Linked DNA regions of Mus musculus: region 2 is linked to region 1. Evidence: chromatin loops called from intact Hi-C (ENCODE). Cell type or tissue: gastrocnemius. All regions are shown on one strand. Each heading gives the region's core, and the rest is flanking DNA. Links, peaks and the distances in the headings are about the cores only. Region 1 overlaps Cacng4 (calcium channel, voltage-dependent, gamma subunit 4). Region 2 overlaps Helz (helicase with zinc finger domain).

What was found. Hi-C counts contacts between places; a loop is a spot of excess contacts. Peaks named below come from ENCODE experiments on the same cell type or tissue, not always from the same donor. Only the 100,000 strongest peaks of a DNase experiment are listed, where the experiment ranks them.
Region 2: it touches region 1 in a loop (5-fold over the local background); 2 of 42 quality-filtered maps call a loop at or near these places.

What each region holds. Positions count from the first base shown.
Region 1 is chr11:107,722,670-107,732,714 of GRCm38, reverse strand. Cacng4 (calcium channel, voltage-dependent, gamma subunit 4) reads left to right here. Exons shown (of 4, transcript NM_019431.4): 4 at 1-358. Among named protein-coding and RNA genes, the nearest start is that of Cacng1, 11 kb to the right of the region's middle. In gastrocnemius, for the core only: a CTCF peak has its summit at 4,083; a DNase peak (open chromatin) is centred at 3,953; H3K27ac peaks cover 2,013 bases.
Region 2 is chr11:107,671,802-107,681,846 of GRCm38, reverse strand. It overlaps Helz (helicase with zinc finger domain), which reads right to left. Exons shown (of 33, transcript NM_001368755.1): 31 at 8,802-9,318. Among named protein-coding and RNA genes, the nearest start is that of Mir6932, 39 kb to the right of the region's middle. In gastrocnemius, for the core only: a CTCF peak has its summit at 4,128 (motif pointing left); no DNase peak of the experiment used is centred there; H3K4me3 peaks cover 619 bases; H3K27ac peaks cover 788 bases.

The sequences.
Region 1 (10,045 bases), core at 2,065-7,064:
AGAGTGCACAGGCCCACTCCAGGGACCAAGAAGGAGATAGGAAGAAGAGAGACGGGGGTAGAACCCAGGGAGAAGGCCTCAGTGGCCCCAGCCCTTGCAACCTTCCTCCTGCTGACTGCCGGCCTCACTCTGGAGAACTTGGTCTCCAGCTTTGCTCTCCCTATGAGACAAAGGGAGTAGAACTGGACCTTCCTGCTGACAGGCTCAGGTCTGAGCCCACCTTCCTACCCTTCTTCTGTCCCAACCCCTCCCCAATGTGTTTCACCAGTTAAGCCCCTGTGACTCTGTACCCATCAATGGTTTGGGATTGTTAGTTCTGTCTTTTTTTTTAATGAAATAAAAACATTTTTAAAATGTTCTATTCTTGATGTGGGGAGGTGAGGGACATGCTCCTTTGAGGTCCTTATGAGTGTCTAGTGTCCCAGGTGTAGGACTTACGTGGGGCACCCAAGAGAAAGAGGGTGAGGGGGTGGGGGCAGACACCATGTGAACAAGACTGAGGTCTCTGTCTTGAATCTGAGGACCAGACTCCGTTTAGTCTGCAGGTGCTTTGCCATTGAGATGCTTTACCATGGATAAGCTGGGAGCAGCTGAGCTAATGATGGGACTTGGCAAAGCCCTGAACTCCCCAGGGCATGGCAACTTGTAGCTAAGGATTCCCAGGGACACTTTTTCCTCGGTATCTTTATAAGATGGTAAGAAAGGGGGCTGGGTAACCAGGACAGAGAGTTTAGGTGGCCTGGACAAAGATATGCCATCAACAGGACTCAGCTTCCTAGTTTGGTGTCCTTCCCTGGGACCAGGTTGCAAGAGGCCTTCTTGAAGGAGACACTAGCTGAGAAAAATGGCCAGCAGGCTTCCCTTTGCTGGTAAAGCACTGAACAGCCTCCACACCCCTGCACCCCCCCCCCACACACACACACATACAACACAGTCGGGGCAGCCAGCTGCCACTGCCCCTGCACAGGGAGGGGCAGGGTAAGAGAGGGAGAGAAGCACAAGGTTGACCCCATCCACCCAAGCTATACTTGGCAGATTGCACAGGCTCCAACAACTGCTATGAGTCACCAGCTTCTCCCTCGAGTGGCTTTTGCTGGGTATCAGAGGCCTGAAGGAAGATTATTAGTGATTTCCCTTAGTTCTGCCCACCTCCCTATCCCATGGCACCATTCCTGTCTCGTAGGACTGCGATCTGGAATTTTCTTCCCGAGTGATGGGCTGGCTCTGCTGGTCTCTCTCAAACCATGCTCTCCTCCCTTTTTCAAAGGCTTCTTGCATCCTGGTTCCAGGGAAGGGCACCACGCTAAGGACTGAGATCTGTTTTCCCCATACCTCTGCCCTCTCCCAGCCTGTCTGAACTCTGTCCTGGTTTCTTATCCCTCTTTCAAACACATGTCCCTGAGTATGTTGAGCCATCAGGTCCCACAGCCTGGGGAGTTCGGGCTTTTGCCAAGCCCCACCAGTGACCATAATGTAGACTGGCTGTGTTGTTAGCCTGGAGCCAGTTCTGCCTGGAGTTAGCACCTTGTGCCAAACACCCATGTCCACTGTTTATTCTTAGCCTGGAGGAAACCCTGTCTCAGCAGAAGCTGTGCAGCCATCCTGGGCTGACTCTCGTGCCAGGCTGCATTTAGGGACTCTCCGCCACCTCCTGCAGTCATGTGGCCATGTGTTTAGCCGAGCTGAAAGTGCTGCCTCCATAATTTGCAGAGATAGGTCTTTTAGAACCAACACAGAAACCAATGCTGTAGTTCCTTAATGAAAATAAAATTTCAGGGCTCTGGGGAAGGGGTGAGGCTCAGTCAGTAGAGTGCCTGCCTTGAAAGCCTGAGGACCTGAATTCGATCCCCAGGGCTCACTTAACGATGCCCAGCCTAAGGTGGTGGGTTCTGACAGTCTCAGTATTGGGAAGGCAGAGTCCGGAGTATCCCTGGTGCTCCCTCTGGCCAATCAGGTGCTCTTCAAGGTCAATGAGAGACCCTGCCTCAAAGAACGGGGACAGGGTTTCTGAGGATGGTCTCCATGTATACATGCACACATTTGAACCACTACCCCACACACAGAGAGACATTTGTCTTATTTGTGTTGGTTAGTTGGTTGGTTGGTTTTTATTTGTAGCTTTTTGTGTTAAGGTTTCTCTGTGTAATGGTTCTGGCTATCCTGAAACTTGCTTTGCAGACCAGGCTGGCCTCAAACTCACAGAGATCCCCCTGCCTCTGTCTGCCAAGTGCTGAGATTAAAGATGTGTGCTACCATTGCCAGCCTGCATCCACTTTTTTTTTTTTTTTTTTTTTTTTTTTTTTTTTGGTTTTTCGAGACAGGGTTTCTCTGTATAGCTCAGGCTGTCCTGGAACTCACTTTGTAGACCAGGCTGGCCTCAAACTCAGAAATCCGCCTGCCTCTGCCTCCCCAGTGCTGGGATTAAAGGCATGTGCCACCATGCCTGGCTTTGCATCCATTTCTAAAAAGAAGAAAACTCAAAAACACTCCCCGCCCAGCCCTGGGCTAGCTCAGTAGCTTCCATTCTAGCCTTCAATGTATAGCCTTCATTGTATTACATAAGAGAAGGCCAACTATACGCTTAACAGCCCCAAGTATTAATGATGAAGCTAAAAGAACTTCATTTCCCATGTGAAGTCCACCCAGTAGAGCGTGGAGACAGGCCCTGGTCTATGCTGTCATGCAGAGACTCCAGCCCAGGCTGTGGAGTTTGCCCTGTGGCAGGTGGAATTTGAAAGCAGGTGATTTGGGTTTGAATGTGACCTCCTTTTCGCTCACTGTCAGGCAGAACACAGTCACATGGCTACATCCAAGCACAAGAGAAAGTAGGGCTGTGACCTACAGGAGGGGAAAAGAGTTAGGGGGACAGCTGGCCAGGCTCTGCCCCAAGCAGACACCTTTGGAACCTTTTCTTGCCTTTCTACTCCCAAACCTTTTGAGGTATGCGCACTTAAAAGTGAAGTCTTTGCCTGTGACAGTACCAACCTCTATGTGTCCTGAGCCCCTCCCTGGGTCTCACATGATTATCTGGCCACATCTTTGCTCCGGATATAGAAGCAGAGGACTCTGTTCCAGTCTTTGGTATAAGATGGACCCATGTCACACTCTTCTCAAGTGAGGAACAGGTTTGAGCCCATGCCTCTATTACACAAGAACACAACACCAGTGAGCACATGACCAGCTAGCTGGCCTGGCCTGGCCTGGCCTCGTCCACCTGCCCAGCATAGAGGAATCAATTTCAAAGATGGGGAGAGTGTGTAGAAGAAATGAAAGAAAGCAAGGCAACCTTTTTAATTTCATAACTACTAAAAGAAAGAAAGCCGCCCTGCCCAGTGGCTCTCCTGTGGGAAAAGAGATCTTGCGCCATGGTGGGCACTTGCCAACACCTGAGACGTTTCTCCTTGAAGTGGTTGCATGTGGGTCTTCTGGGAGCACAAAGGACGCTGCTAAATCTTGTTCAGTGCCCAGAATAGCCTCTTACCCTCGGAATGGACTGTTGCAAACATCAGTAAAGCCAAGGCAAAGAGCTGCACGCTAGCCTGACTGCAGAGAGGAAAACCAAGGCACAGAACAGGATGGTCACTCCTGTGAGACCACACAGCAGCTGCAGGGGACTTGTGTCTAGACAACAAACCTAAGACCTTTACTTTTCTAATTCTCCACGTTCCTTTTTCCTACCACATGGGAGGATTTCTGACTTTTTTTTTCCTCTTGATTGTTGAGCCATGCATTTCCAGATTAGAAATCGGGGGTTAGGAAAGGAAAGGGGGAAATGGCCCCTGTCGGGGGATGAAGGATGGGGAGCCTCCTTGAAGTCTGTCCCTGAATTTTGGAAACAGTGTTATAGGGTTGAACAAGCTCAGAAGCATTGCCCAGCGTGACACACGGGCACACAGCTCGGGGGTGTCTTCCCAGCCTGCCCACATCCGGCAGCTGCGGCACTGTGGCCAAGGGCCAGGAAAGGTCCTGACAAATCCCAGCCCTTCCCCCTAGGGCAGCAGCAATGGGCAACCATCAGCCTGTCACAGCCCCATCCCTGCTTGCAGACAAGGAGACTTGCCACCAGGGGCCTTTGAGAGAATGAGTTAGATTCTAAACAAGGAACTGCTGTAAAAAAAAAAAATCCAGTTTAGACATTTCATCTGAAGGGCTGGAGAGATGGCTCAATGGTTACGAGTAGGTACTACTGTTACTGGGGACCTGAGTTCATTCTCCAGCATCCACATCAGGCAGCTCACAACTAACTGTAACTCCAGCTCCAAAGATCGGATTACCTCTGGCCTCTGCAGGTACCTGCCCGCAGGGATACATGCCCACATGTAGACATAAACATCTACTCTACACATAATTAAGATAATAAATGCAAATCTTTTTTAAAGATCGGATTTGAAGGCTCAAGAGCGTTTACCGAAAGCTCTCAAGGAGTTTCCAGTGTTGGATTGTTCTAGAACAACACTTGAGAACCAGACCTGCCCACACCCATTGCTCTTGGACAGAATACCTGCGTCTGGTAGAGCCTTCCTATGGCCAGCTCCTTCCACTGACAGCCGCTTACTTCACCTTCATGTGCCCCAGACTTGTGGATAGTAATGGATATTATTCTTCAAGTCCCATCCAGCAACCTCTATTCCCTCCTGGGGAATTTCTGACTTCATAAAGCTCACACACCAAGCTGAAAAAGCCCAGGGGCCCCAGAAGCCTGGCTGTACAAGTAGAGGACCTGTCCTGTGTCACCAAAGTGGAGCCACTGGAGCTGGCTTTAAGGACCCCACCTGCTGCTTCTACCTGAAGGGGAGAGGCTTGTCCTCTCTAACCTTTGTCCCCTGAGTAGCATTCTAGGGGACATACCAGTGCCAGAGGAATACTCAGAACCTACAAATAAAATTGTAATAACCAAATCTGTCACACAACACACACACACACACACACACACACACACACACACACACATTTCTGTTTTAAAATTTCTATGGTTAAGTTGTGCAGTGGTGCCTTTCTCCTTTAATCCCAGCACTCAGGAGGCAGAGGCAGATGGATCTTTGTGAGTTCAAAGCCAGCCTGGTCTACAGAGTGAGCTCCAGGACAACCAGGACTACACAGAAAAACCCTGTCTTGAAAAGCCAAAACGAAAACAACAAAAAAAATTGTTTATAGTTAATACATTTGCCTTTAAAAAATAAAAAGTTATAAGGGGTTGTCCAGTTAGTAGACCTGAGTTTTGGGATCCCAAAACTCACAGAAAAAGTCAGGCATGGCAGCGCACACCCTTACCCCAGTGCTGAGATGGGCAGAGATAGGGAGAACCTTATGAGTCCTGCCAGCCAGCCACTCTGGCTAAATCAATGAGCTTCAAGTTCGGTGAGAGACCGTGTCTCAAATGAAGATGGAGAATGCTAGAGGAAGACACTCAGGGCTGACCTCTGACCTCTGCGTACATATACAAGTACACACACATGTACACGAATACACTACACAGAGATTAAAACATGCATGTGAGCATGCATGCATGCATACACAGAGAGGGGTCAGAGGAGCCATAGCTTAAGGAGATAGATGCCTCTGTCTCTATTTGCTGGTTTTGATCACAAGACTCTTCTCACAGCATTTTTTACAAGACCTCATGTGTCCCTGGCCAGCTTGGAAATTATGTATGATAACTTCAAACTTCTGATTCTCCTGCCTCTACCTCTCAAAGTGTTGGCATTACAGGTATATACCACCACATGCAAGTTAAACAATGTGTGTGGGGAGGGGGTTGAATTCAAGGCTCTGTGCATCCTATCCAAGTGTTCCAGCAGCTGAGCTGCATCCCAGTCCCCCCAGCAACATCTTTAAGTATTCTTCAAAAAAATATTTTTGGTTTGCTGTGCTGGGAATAAAACCCAGAGCCTCAAGTATGTTAAACATGACCTTCACCACTGAGCTATGGGCCCAACATAAAAACCAATATTTAGTGGCTACAAACGACAGAGAGATGGATATTTGATTGGTGTCCTATTGCTGAACATTGCTATTTGCTTACCGGCAGATGGCACCTGACTGGACCCGAGACCCAGGATTCTCGACCTCCAGTTGGTGGAGATCTGGTGACCTCTCAGTCAGGGCTTCCATCCTTAACCCTGAGGCTGATGAAAACCCCAGGCTTCCACACCTGAGGTGTTAGTTATTTTTCCTCCCTGTTATGATAAAAAAAAAAAAAAACTGACAAAGGCAACAGAAGGAAGAAAGGGTTTCTTTTACTGCTCGGTTTGAGGATGCAGTCCATCATGACGTGGCAGGAGCCTGAGGTGGCTGGCCACCTTACATCCACGATCAGGAAGCTGAGAGAGGTCACAGGGCTTCGTGCACACTTTCCTTTCTATTCAGCCCAGGATCCCAGCCCTTTGGATGATGCCACCCACATTCAGGGTGGGTCTTCACATCTAAATTAAAATAAACTAGACCAGGGTTTCTCAACCTGTGGGTCGTGAGCCCTTTGGATGTCAAAAGACCCTTTCACAGGGGTCACCTAAGACCATCAGAAAACACAGATATTTACATTGTAATTTATAACAGCAGCAAAATTATAGAAATGAGAGAGAAACAAAAATAGCTTTATGGCTGGGCAGGGGCGGGGCGGAGGCGGGTCACCACTACATGAGGAACTGCATTAAAGGGTCCTAGCATTAGAAAGGTTGAGAATCACTGAGCAAGATGATCCTTCTCTGACATACTCAGAGGCCAGCCTAATCTAGATGATGTCTCACAGACACACCCATTGACTAACCTAGTCTGGAGGATCCTCCCAGACATGCCTAGAACCTTTACTGCTAGGTAATTCTATATCCTAAGATGCTTCATCCCAGCAGACCATAGTCTTGCCTGTCCTCAGCCACACTCCCAAGTGCATTCCCCTCTCCCCCACCATATAGCCTAGCCCATCAGCTAACAGAGCTGAGAGGTAAATCACTCCAAACCTAGGAACATCAGACAGCCACTAAATACAGACTGGAGGCCTGACAAGATGGCTCAGTGGGTAAAGGCATTTGCCACTAAGCCTGTGGGATGACCCTGGGATTTTACATCAGGTGGGGAACTAACTCTCAGAAGGCAAACACACACACACACACACACACACACACACACACATACACACACACACTGAAGGGTTCTCAGTTTAGTTCAACTGGGCCAGAGCCCCGTGGTTTTTCTCTGTTTCATAGCCTAGACCCCCCCCATTGGGGGTGGGTGGGGGGAGTCTGGATGGCAAGGGAAAAAAGTGGAAGTCTCAGGAGATGGAAAACCCTTTCTGAGCTCAAGAGAAAATATTTCTGTTCTTGACTGGGAATGGTGGTTGCAAGATGTGGTAGCAAGGATTCTGCTGTAGTTGCTTTCAAGATGGCTGTCTTTGGGGCTCTACCCTAGCTCTATTTCCCCTCCCACCTCCCACCCATCCCCCATTTCCACGATGCTCTCCAGAACTCCTTACATCTTCAGATCTCTCCGCTGAGTTCTTTTCCATTTCCACAGCCTCCTATAACGACCCCGCCTCCCCTACCCACCCGGAAAGGCTCCTGCCCAGTTTCCCAGTATAGCTGCCCAGCCCCAGAAGGTACGTGGTAAGGGAAAAGAGAGCTCTGGGGACCTATAGGAAAACATGCTGGAAGAGAGATGCCTGAGACGTGCAGCTTCCAACAAAACTGGCAAGATATTCTCAGGAACAGAAGCCAGGAAAGCGAGAGTCCTGTACTCCCAGGTTTGGAGTTACAGGAGGCAGCATCCGGTGCCAAAGGTGGGTCACTCCAAACCCTCCCCTCAGACAAAAAAACCTCTGCAGGCATGAATGGGACACCCCAATCCTTTCCTATCACTGTTGTCCCCTAACTCCTCTTCACTATTCCTGCACGTGTGTCAGAGATGATATCTCTAGCGACCAACTTCCTTTATGCCCCGAGCCCCACCCAGATCATAAGAAAGAAGAGTACTGTCCGTGAGGTAAGTCACTCAATGACTAACTCCCTGGCCTCCTAGCTCTCTGAGCCTCTCTCCTATGCTGATACATATATGTACACATACATGAATAATCCAGTAAGTCATTTTTAAAATGCTAAGTATTTTGCGCTGAAGCGGTTACCCTAGATTACCCATGTGGTCCTAGTGCTAGCACAAAAGTCCTCATAAAGTAAAGAGAGAGGCAGAAGATCCAGGAATGTGCTGGAGGCAGAGGTCAGAGCTGCAGAGTTGCTGGCTTTGAAGATGCGGAGACGCAGGCACGCACGCACGCACGCACGCACGCACGCACGCACAGAGGGTTTATTTGCTTCCCACAGGACTTCCGGAGGAACATGGCCAGTGCACATCCTCCCGGTGAAGCAGCCTGAACAGTGGATCGATGGATGTGGAGCTTTTGAACCACTGAGTGTGTGACGGTTCTAAAAGCAACAGAAAATGAGTACGGGGTCCTGGCCATGCCTTAGCACATCACTGACCGACTCCCTGAGCACGAAGCTGACTCCCAGCAACCATTCTTGGTGGCCCATCTAAGCTGTCACCCCAGCCTCACAACGGCTGTATTGACTTTCCCAGCTCCCTGAACCCTCCTGATACTTCACTCCGCGCTTGATTTGATCTCCTAGGTCACCAAGGAAACTGGAGGCTTCTTGAATCTTGCTCAAGGATATAAACACATTCGATTTAGCTTTTCAAATAGCAAATTAATCTTCTTCTAACCTACAAGCCCTTCAGAACTTTGCTCTCCTGTGAACTTCCTTTCTAAGCTAAGCATGTCATGGGAATGGCCTATGGGAGCTGTCCGTCCTTCCTTACCTGCTAGCCATTCCTTGGCTATAATCACAAATTATATTTGTGGTGTTGCTTTATTGTCTGTTGGTTATTAAAAATCAGCGGGCACTTTTCCATCTGGGTCTTCATCACACCTCATCTTCTCAGCTGCTGTCTTCTAGTAACCTATACCTTACACTCAAAATTGCTGACTCTCAGGGAATTGCAGTCTGCCTACTTGTGATTTTCTCCAAATGGACAGATAGACCCGCCAGTCCACTGGCAACAGTGAGTTTACATTCTTGCCAATTCAAGAGTGTTGCCCAACTTGAGTGTTCATTTGGAACATTTGACTTGAACTGGCAAACTCTTTCTTCCTCTTGAGCCTTCTATGACAACAGTAAGCCAGCTTTAACCTCACGAGTGAGAACAATTCGCATGGCAGAGCAACAAGAGGGCAGATTCCTAGATGCATGGTTTCCTGGAAGATAATGGTCACCCTACCACCCTACACCCTAGACTGTAACTTAAAAAGGAGATGTACTACCAAACGAAGACATTGCCTTTAAGGCTCCTGATTATAACAACAGACTAGACTAAGGAACATAGTATCTGAACCTAAACCTCAGTTTCTCCCTCCAGTATAATGTTGTAGTCAACAACATCACTGCCTACCAAAGCCTTAGTTAGGTTTTCCATTGTTTGAAGACACACCATGACCAAGGCAATTCCTATAAAGACAAACATTTAATTAGGGCTGGCTTACAGTTTCAGAAATTCAGTCCACTATCATCATGGTGGGAAGCAGGGCAGCATGCAGGAAGACATGGTGCTGGAGTTCTACATCTTGATCCAAAGACAGCCAGGAAGAAACTTTTCTGCAGGCAGCCAGGAAGAGGGTCTCTTCCACACTGGATGGAACCTGAGCATAGGAGGCCTCAAGGCCCACCTACAAAGTGACACACTTCCTCCAACAAGCCCACACCCCCTCCAATAAGGCCACACCTCCTAATAGTGCCTCTTCCTGGGCTAAGCATATTCAAACCGCCACAGCCTCCATGACCCCAGTCTTTGCTCTTTCCCACGGTCAGTCTCTCGTCAAATCCTTTTGTGTCTACACCTGGGGGGTTTCCAAACAGGCCCTCTCCCTCTTGGCACCTGACTTGGTTCACTTGGTAACTACCAATCCTAGCATTTCAGTCTCATTTCCATCACTTATGGACAGACAGCCTTGATGCAAGTGTGGTGGTTTGAATGCAAATGGCCCCATAAATAGTTCATACAC
Region 2 (10,045 bases), core at 2,134-7,133, 51 kb after region 1:
GATGGGGCACAGCTTCCCACCGGAAGCACCGCAGGAGTCCCCCAGACCTTTACGGCCTTCAACTCATGGATTCACGGGATTCAAAGCAGAGACGAGTTTCAGCACTAACCAGCGGCATGCATGAGGTTCCATAATGACATCTAGGTATTAAGCGGGCAGAGTGAGACAGAAAAAGGGGCATGCAGAAGTTAGACCCTTGCTAGTCTTGCTAAATGCTATCTACTTTCCCTTTACAAAGAACCAACTGTGGGTTTCACCGACTCTTTCTTCTCTAGTATTCTCTGCAGTACTGACTCTCTTCATCAGTCTCCCTTCCTGGAGTTTATCTTGCTCTTCCTTGTACAATTTCTGAAGGTGGAGGCTTAGGATTGGCATCTTGTTTCCTTTCTACTTTAAGCATTACACATTCACTCTGATGTTGCTGTGGCAGCGATACATGAATTCAAACTGCTGCATTCTTACTTTCTAACACACAATAAGCATTGATCTGCATTATACACAGACATCTGGAAAACAGGAACCAGAATGGGATTCATAAAAGAGTAGGGTCCAGATACAGAATAAGATAGCAAAAAGTGTAACTACAATACGTTGAAAATTCAAATACATAATGATGCTTGATTCAGAATGACATTCAAAGTGAAAACAAGAAGAAAAAAGCCTCAACAGCCATCCTTGCATCCTGCTAACACACTGAATTACTAGCCTACGAATGAATACAGGACAATAAATTATTTATCTGCCTTTTCCATATAGACTGTATTTTAGTATTTAGTATTTTATCACATTCAATGTTCTCCTTCATAAGAAAAAAAATGCAGAATAAAAATTTTTAAACTTTAGAAGTACTATTTGGCATCTCTACTGAAACAAAAGACTAAAGCCACAGCCATCAACAGCTGCTATGCAGGAAGTTTGCTGAGAACTACTACAAGCAGTGGGTCAGACTGGTGCCTGGCATCTCACCTCAGCCCAAGTTACCATCCCCAGTATGAGAAACCACACATCCCCGTGCACCTTCTTCCACTTGCACTTGAATATGCACATTCACTGAAAACAAACTGTACTATATTTGGCTTGAAATTTTCTTATTAACATCTCATAGACAGTGGCTGAAGAAATGACCCAGCAGTTCAGAACATGCAATGCTCTTGCAAAGGGCCTGGGTTAAGTTCCCAGTACCCACAAGGTAACTGACAATCACCCATGACTCAGGGCCAAGGGATCTGGCAGTCTCTCTGGCCTCTGTGGGTACCAGACAAGCACACTTACATGCATGCAAGCAAAACACTAATGCACATAAAATAAAAATAAATCTTTTTTAAAAGTCATAGATGTCTTTCTGTATCATGAAAACTGTTAGAATATCATATTTAATAACTGGTTATTATTTTTCTTTTTTTACTGGATATTTTCTTTATATTTCAAATGTTATCCCCTTTTCCAGTTTACCCTCCAGAAACCCCCTATCCCATCCCCCACCCCCTGCTTCTATAAGGGTGCTCTCCCACCCACCCACCCATCCTCACCTCCTCACCCAGGCATTCCCCTACACTGGGGCATCGAGACTTCACAGGACCAAGAGCCTCTCCTCCCACTGATGCCCAACAAGGCCATCCTCTTCTACATACAAGGCTAGAGCCATGGGTCCCTCCATGTATACTCTTTGGTTGGTGGTTTAGTCCTTGGGAGCTCTGGGGGGTCTGGTTGGTTGACAACATTGTTGTTCTTCCTATGGGGTTGCAAACCCCTTCAGCTCCTCCAGTCCTTTCTCTAACTCCTCCATTGGGGACCCCATGCTCAGGCCAATGGTTGGCTGTGAGCATCCGCCTCTGTATTTGTCAGGCTCTGGCAATAACTGATTATTTATTTAAATGAATCTTTTTCATTTTCTCACCATTTGAAGAAACTTCCAGCTATGAAACACTCTCGAGCTCCACTAACATTTTAATTTAAATCCCCACAAGCTTATAATCTTACCCTGGAAGTAGCATACCTACCGTGTGGTACAAAGACATCTAAAAAGAGAAAAGCAGGATGAAGGGATTACAGTGTGACAGACAAGGGCTGAGTCAAGTGAAAACTGATGCCCAAAAGTGCTTCTCAAAATATTAACTTAGGTTTTTTTTTTGGTTTTTTGAGACAGGGTTTCTCTGTATAGCCCTGGCTGTCCTGGAACTCACTTTGTAGACCAGGCTGGCCTCGAACTCAGAGATCCACCTGCCTCTGCCTCCCAAGTGCTGGGATTAAAGGCATATGCCACCACACCCAGCTCTAACTTAGTTTTATTTCAAATATAAAGCAAAATAAAACAATAAGCCCTAGTGATATTCATAGACTACGTATTACAATTGTAGACAAAAAACAAAGGTCTATGGGTAATGGTCTGGATAGGAGGTAAAGTGCCTGCATACTATGTACAAAGCCCCGGGGCAATGGTCAGCACTGGACTGGGGGTGGGGGGGTGGGGGGGCGGGGAAGGTGATGAAAATAATTGCTTAATTTTTTTTTCTTAATGATGGAAAAGCTTCATTCCATTCACTAAGCCTCTCTCACCAAAAAATTCCAATGTAAAATATAATAGAAAGACAAACGAACTTGAAAAAGAAATTATTCCCCCACCTAGGAAATAGCATTTTAAAATATGACAAGGGAAAAAAGAGACCTGGAGAATCCTAGACATCCAGCATCTGAGACAGAAGTCTCAGAAGGAAAGACAAGGAAAGCTCAGGATGAAGATTACCAAAGGATGGGATGACCTCAGGTGGCCGAGGGATGTCTGGGATGTTGTGTCTCCGTGACCTGCAGGCAGGTCAGGGAGATACACACCTGTGCCTCCGACCAGAGCACTCGTCAGCTCGGCTCCACATGAAGAGACGCCCCGTGCAAGAAGCCCCTCTCAGGAAAGGACACTTGGGAGTCTGCCCACCGTGTTTTCCTACACCCAAACAGTGAGTCACGGAGGAGACACTAGAACCAAGGCAACACTACAGCTGAGAGAAGTCTGTCTGCATTACTGTGGCACTCTGGGCTGCCTCAACTTCTTAACTCATCCTTAGTGTGGACAGTTGGACCATCCAGCCACCTCTTACAAGAAGACAGAGCCAGTTTGAGCAGGATATGAAACAATTCAGAAGAACCTTCAACTTGGAGCAATGAGCTTTCTCTCTGAAGGATCAAAATGACCACAATTAAGATTTTCAGCTTTTCAAAAGAAGAGCATCCGAGAACTTTCGCTCAGCTCTTAGTACTGGAAAATGAATTGCTTATTGTTAATTTCGGAGATTTGAGGGCTCAGAGTTCGTCATCTGAAAATCCGAACATTCAGCAGTTAGAATGAGATAGATTTCCAGAATGGAAGAATTGCTCCTTCCACTCCCACAACAAGGGGAAATTTTAGATGGCTAAAAATGTAACTCTTTGTCCCAGGAACATGTGCTTTGCCCCAGCATCATGAGAGCTGTAGTTACTCCTTGTCCCCTACACTTTCCTGCCAAGCACGAGCCTCCACTTCATTAATGACGACCCCAGATAAGATCAACATCTTTGTGCCTCAGTCTCCTTTAAAACTAAGTTCCCAGGAGCTGCTGAGATGGCTCAGTGTAAAGCTTGCTGGCCAGCCTGACAACACAGAGGATGACTCCAGCGGGCTCTCCTCTGACCTAAAATCTCTCTTTCACCCCCATACCCCCACACAAACACACACAAATAAAATACATGCAATAAAAAAAAAAAAAAAGGAAAAGAATGAATTGCCAGGTCTGTCGGTACAAGTCTGTTACCCCAGTTATTCATGAGGCTGAGGCAGGAGGATGGAAAGTTCAAGTCCAACTTGGCTATGGACACCAAGCCCATGGCTGGCCTGCATGACTTGGTAAGACTCTATTTTAAAGTGAAAACACAGCTGAGCTATAGCTCAGGAAGCAGCGCTTGGTCTAGTATGCATGAGGGTCTAGCTTTAATCCCTACTACTCAATAATGATGACGGTAAACAAGGGGTTAAAATAAGTGGTAAACAAGGGGTTAAAATAAGTGCTCTCAGGGAACCCTGTTGCAGAACAGGGTTCAGTTCCTAGCATCCACACTGCAGCTCACAACTATTCACAGCTCAGTTCCAGGGAACCAACACCCTCTTGTGGCTTCCTTAGGCACTAGGCACACACATGGTACACATACACACACCCACAGGCAACCATTCACAAACACAAAATAAAAACACTTTTTAAAAAATTCTCCCTGTTGAACTATGACATCATTATGTCACCAAACGTGATTGTTACTTTAAAATTTTAGGGCTAGTACTTCTTTATAAATACTAAGCTGTAATACTAATATTTCAAAAACATGAATGTGTGAACTATAGTTAATATGAACTATACGTAAGAAAGTTACTAAATTTGTGTACAAATTTATATTAATATAGTTGGCAATTTAAGTAAAATTCCCAGCTTGCTTACTAGTCTAAGACCTATCTGTAATGTTAAGGTCAGCAAATTCTTTCATATGAATGCATATAAATAAATGACTGGAGGAAAGGTTAGCATAGTAATAAAAACTTCTATATTTATAATTATGCCCCAAGGCCAATCACCAAGGTAAGACTGAGTGCTCTAGTGGGATCCCAGCTCACATTATGGTGCCAGGGGCTTTAATTAAGGCCCAATGGCTCATCTCAGTGATTAGCTTTGACAATTAGGCACGAAGAGCGCTCTAGCTTACTGATCTGTTGATGACTATGTCTTGTTCTAGGAGGTTTTTCAGGCACCACCTTTTACTGAGGTAAGAAGACAATTATCTCCAGCTGGTTACACAACACAAATCACAAGCCATCAATATGTACATCTACAGGGAGGAGAGGTGAAATCTCCCAGCCCTTGGTCAGGATGACAGCCCTCCAGCATAACACTTGGCTCTGAAGGGGAACTCAGGAGCAAGCATGGCTGGAGAACACAGTGAAATCCAAACTAACTAATGCCGAAACCACAGGTGCTAGAGAGAAACATGAAAATAAGCAAACTGTTCAACAGCCGGGACCTAAAACAGGAAGTATTCCAAGGCAGGGCCACAACAGAGGCACAGTCCTCTTTAACGCTGACTGACTGACCACCAACCAGAATGAGCAGCCGGGAGCACCGCTGTGCCACCCCCCCACCTCCCCACCCCCCACCCCCCGCCCCTCCCCGGGACCAGAAGACTGAGTGAGCAGTCTCTCCACTACCAGCCACACCCCTAGCCGGGAGGGAGCCAATTCTCTAAGGAGGCTGCTATGATAATATCATCACTGCAAACAAAAATGTGCAATTTCAGAAACCAGTTCTTATTGGTACAGTGACAATCTGAAGAGGATTTTTCATTTTCTCCATTTATTTCTTTAATCAGACTATTTCAGAGTGAAGCGCATCTGAGACGGAGAAGCGCGCTTTGTGCCAGTGTCAGCACTGCCAGGCTGCGGGAAACGGAAGTTCTTAACTTGACAAATCTACGGCCACTTAAGGAGAATGAGGATTTGTTTTCACAATGAAACGCCTGGGAGGTATAATGGGAGAAGCTTGCACTACAACAATGAGCAGAGCATGAGACAAAACAGCATCCCAAGGAACCAGAACTGACAACACGGAAGATTTTAAAGAGAAACACACAAAACGAACGGTCGAGAGCGGAGAGAGGGAGAACAACCAACACATGGGAGAGCACACTGTTCCCTAAAGGAGCAACCCAAAGCACTTCAGGGAAAAAGTCCTTCCAATTTAAGCTATACGTTTAATATACTTCAAATAGAAATCTAAAGGAGGTTTTAGAGGTATATAAGGAAGAGAAAGAATTGACAATGATATTCTAAACTTCTAGTAGGAAAGTCTTAAAACAGTCTCGCCTCCTCTTCCACACAATATAGAAACAGGAAGAGGAAGAGGGACGTCACACTACCTCCAGGTTCACAGTCACAGCATTAAGCCTCGTCTGAATTGAGAGTGTCACTCGGGTACAGAACAGAGACTGCAGGAGGAAAACAAGCACCAAGTCCGGAAAGTGACTTCACTACAGGATACCCTGGAGAGTGGCTTCCTCAGAGGTGAGACTATCAGTCATCATGCAAAATGAACATTTTCACACATATCAAAATCAGCCTTCAAGAGCAATCGTTCTGTGTACATGTATGTGTAAGCCTGCATGAACACATGTGCTCTATGTGCATGCAGGAGCCTGCAGAGGCCGGGAGGGCGTCTGGTCCTCTGGGGCTGGAGTTGTAGGCAGTTGTGAGCCACAGTGGGTGCTGGGACCCTGGTCCTCTGTAAGAGCAGTAAGTGCCCTTAACACTAGCCATGTCTCCAGCCTGGGAAAACTTTCAACGGCACCCAAAAGTCACCACATCCCGAGCCCTGGGAGGCAGCCAGCTAAGACCAGAGCTCTGCGGACTGCATTTGCTCTTCACTGAAACAGGAGCACAACGCAACGCTAGGTGAAGACTCTGTTGTTTGACAAGAACGCTAGGTCTAGTTAGCGGTGGGGCTCCAACTAGTGCAGGGACAAGGACAAATCTGCACTCAAGGTAAGCGGTTAGGGTGAGCACTTTCATCCCCTGAGATTAATCTGCCAAGGTTTCTGGCAACAAAAGAATCCACAGTAGGGGAAAAAAAAACAACTTTCTTTGAATTGTTAAAGTTAAAGAAATTGCTTTAAATGGTTGGAAATAAACAGTGAGAGCATATGCCATTCACTGTGGGAGATGATTCATGCAAAATCACTTTGAACACACAGAAATTACCCTAATACATTGAAAATGTCAAAAATCCACAATGTGGTAAAAATAATGTTTGGCCTGTCAAAGAATTTCTTCAATTGCTGCAACTTAGTCATCGCTCACGAACCCAGTGTAAGAAGCAAGATGACCAAGTGTTTTTGCAAAGTGAACGAAGTCAGTGACAAATGAAGACACCTATTTATATACTCACAGTGACACAAAGAGACCATCGCTGAAAACATCAGAGAATAAAGAACTTAAACTCCAAAACCATGGACAACTTAAGAAGATCAGTGATTCAAGCAGATTTACTCAGTATGAAGAGTTACTTGCAAAATATACACTGTGACGCCCATGAGAACTGGGACATGGTCCTCACACCGGTGTTAGGTATGCACCCAGCAAGAGAGGTGTGGCCACACTTGGGACTGGGAAAGCAGCTCAGTCCTTCTCCTTAAAAACAACAAACACGGGGGCTGGAGAGATGGCTCAGCGGTTAAGAACACTGACTGCTCTTCCAAAGGTCCTGAGTTCAAATCCCAGCAACCACATGGTGGCTTACAACCATCCATAACAAGATCTGATGCCCTCTTCTGGTGTGTCTGAAGACAACTACAGTGTACTTACATATCGTAAATAAATAAATCTTTAAAAAAACAAACAACACTCAAATGCATCAAACAACTCTTTGAGCTAAGAAACTAAAAGCTTGCAGCTTCAATGAGAATATTTAGTCAAGAAAAACCAGAGAATTTATTTCATAAAAACAACACGTTCTGTGGTAAAGGTCGTACTCTCTGTTCTTCAGCCCTGTGGCAGCCTTGAAAGTAAGCCCTGTCTGCGGGGGGCAGAGGAGGCCTCGTCCTCACAGAACTAGGGTTTGCTTTGACTCCCTGGAAGATTACATCAGAACATGTCAGCCAGCTGTGGTGGCTCAAGCCTGTAATCCCGGAGCTCAGAAGGACAATTTCTGCTTCAAGGCCATCTCAAACTCACACTGAGATCCTGTCTCAAAGAAAGATGTTTAATTCACATTTCACCATTGCCTGGTTTGGGGGTGTATGCCTGCAATCCAAGGGTGAGAGGCCAAGATCAGAGGACTTGAATACAAGACCAGTTTAGGCCACATACTGAGCCCAAATAAAAGTGTAACTTTACCTTGTTTTAATAAAACACCTCTAAACAATTACCTACCATCCCTTTACACTCTCTGATCCTTAGTTGCTATAAGCTGACTGGGAACTGCTAGACAATAACAGTCGACACATTGTACAATTGGGAAGCTTGTTTTGATATGTGTATGCATGTTTTGCCTGCAGATTTCTAAAGAATCCAGAAGACGCAACTGCTCCCTTGGAACTGGAGTTACAGAAGGTTGTGAATCATCATGTAGGTGCTGGGAAGTGATCCCAGGTCCTATGGAAGAGCACTCAGAGTTCTTCAGTGCTGAGCATCTCTCTAGCCCCACCTTGGCAGTTAACCCCTGAAATCACGACAAGCTTCCCATCAGTGAGAGTTATCTCGGTCAAAGCTGTCTCTGTCTCCCGACACTCCCTTGGCAGCCGGCCTTATGTTAATTGACTAAATGTTCAGGCATTTGGAAACTGGTCTGACTATGTGCCTACTACCTTCATACATATCATCCTACAAAAAGCTCAGGAAGACAGAGAGAACCAGTGCTTGGAAATGCCACTCACTAGAAATAACAGTACCTTTAAAAAGTACTAGTTAGCAAGATCAACCTAATAAAAGATAAGCCACTAAGGTCCATGTCCTGAGATTAGAAAGGCCAACACTATTCAGATATAGAGTCCTCCGATGTAAAAACATGCCAAAACAGTGATAAAATACTTTTAAGTGACTTAATGTTTCAACAATACCACCTATAAAACCTGAAACAGCACAAAAAGATACATGTTAAAATAATTTTCAAAAAAGATTATTTTTTAAAGATACTCTGTCTGGTGAAACATCCTTTTATCAAGTGGGTAAACACGATTCACAGGGGCAGTGTTTGCTCACAGCCAGCTAATCCCCAGACAGAAGAGCACTGAAAGGTTACCTCTTCTAGGCTGGGGAGCGAAGAAGCAGACACTGTTCGAGATGACAGTGGGTGAAATGGCTCTTGACCAGCAGCGTGTTGATGGTTCTGGATGTGTATAAAAGGGTTCTGTGGTGGCCTGGGAGGCAATGGAGGTAGGCCATAGGGAAAGCCCGGCCCTATTAAGTGATTCTGCTGCAAGTTAGCAAAATTCCATGCTCCTTCCGGAGCCAGGTATTTCAGAGGAGGAGGGGCAAGGTGTTCAGATGGCAACGAGAAAGGGGAGCCAAATAGCTGAGGCGGGAGGCGCTGCGGGAATGCTGGGCTGTTGGCTACTTCAATGTCTCTGCTGCTGTCATTAAAGTTAGCAAACTGGCTACTGTGGTCTGTGGAGGAAGGGGGAGACGGGACCGCTGGCGGACTTCTAGGCTGAACTTGTCTGTACTGCAGAAGTCTTGACTGAGGTGGTGGCATTTCAGCTAGTTCTCCAGTGTCACCTTGATCCCGATGGGACAGCTCTCTGAGTAAGTCTTGAAACCTACATGGAGACAGAGAGTGTGAAGGAAGGCAGTGGAGAGTCCCCACCACATTAAGGGGAGCAGAGTCAACCTCCAGTGTCATTTCTGCAAACCAAATCACAGGACCTAATTAAGGTTGGCATAAATTAATCCCAAACTGGCACCCAAGAGTTACTGAACTGGATCCCATTGGGAAAGACAACAATTACCTAACTGCTTTTTGGTTTTTGGTCTTTGGTTGGTTTTTTTTTTTTTTTTTTTGCTTTGTTGTTGTTGTTTTTAACCTTTGCATGAAAAGATCCATTCTTGCTTCAACATAAAAACTGGAAAGGGATAGGGAGACAGCTCAGCAGATATAGATGCTGGCCACTAAATCTGACAAGGTGAGCCCTGGAAGACACACTGTAGAAGGACCAACACCCCGTGGGCTGTCTTCTGACCCCACACTCACACACACACACACACATACACATACACAAAATCAGTAACTAAGAGGCTGGAGAGAGAGCTCACCAGTTAAGGACACTTGCGCTCTTACAGAGGACTCAGGTTCAGGTCTCAGCACCCATGTGGTGGCTCCCAACCACCTGTAACTCTAGGGGATCCAATGCCCACTTCTGGCTTCCTCAGGCACCAGCCATGCACACAGTACTCAGACCATGCAGTAGGCAAAATACTCATACACATGAAATTTAAGGAAAAATAAAAATAAAAAATAAAAATAGAAAAAAATGTTAAAACAAAACA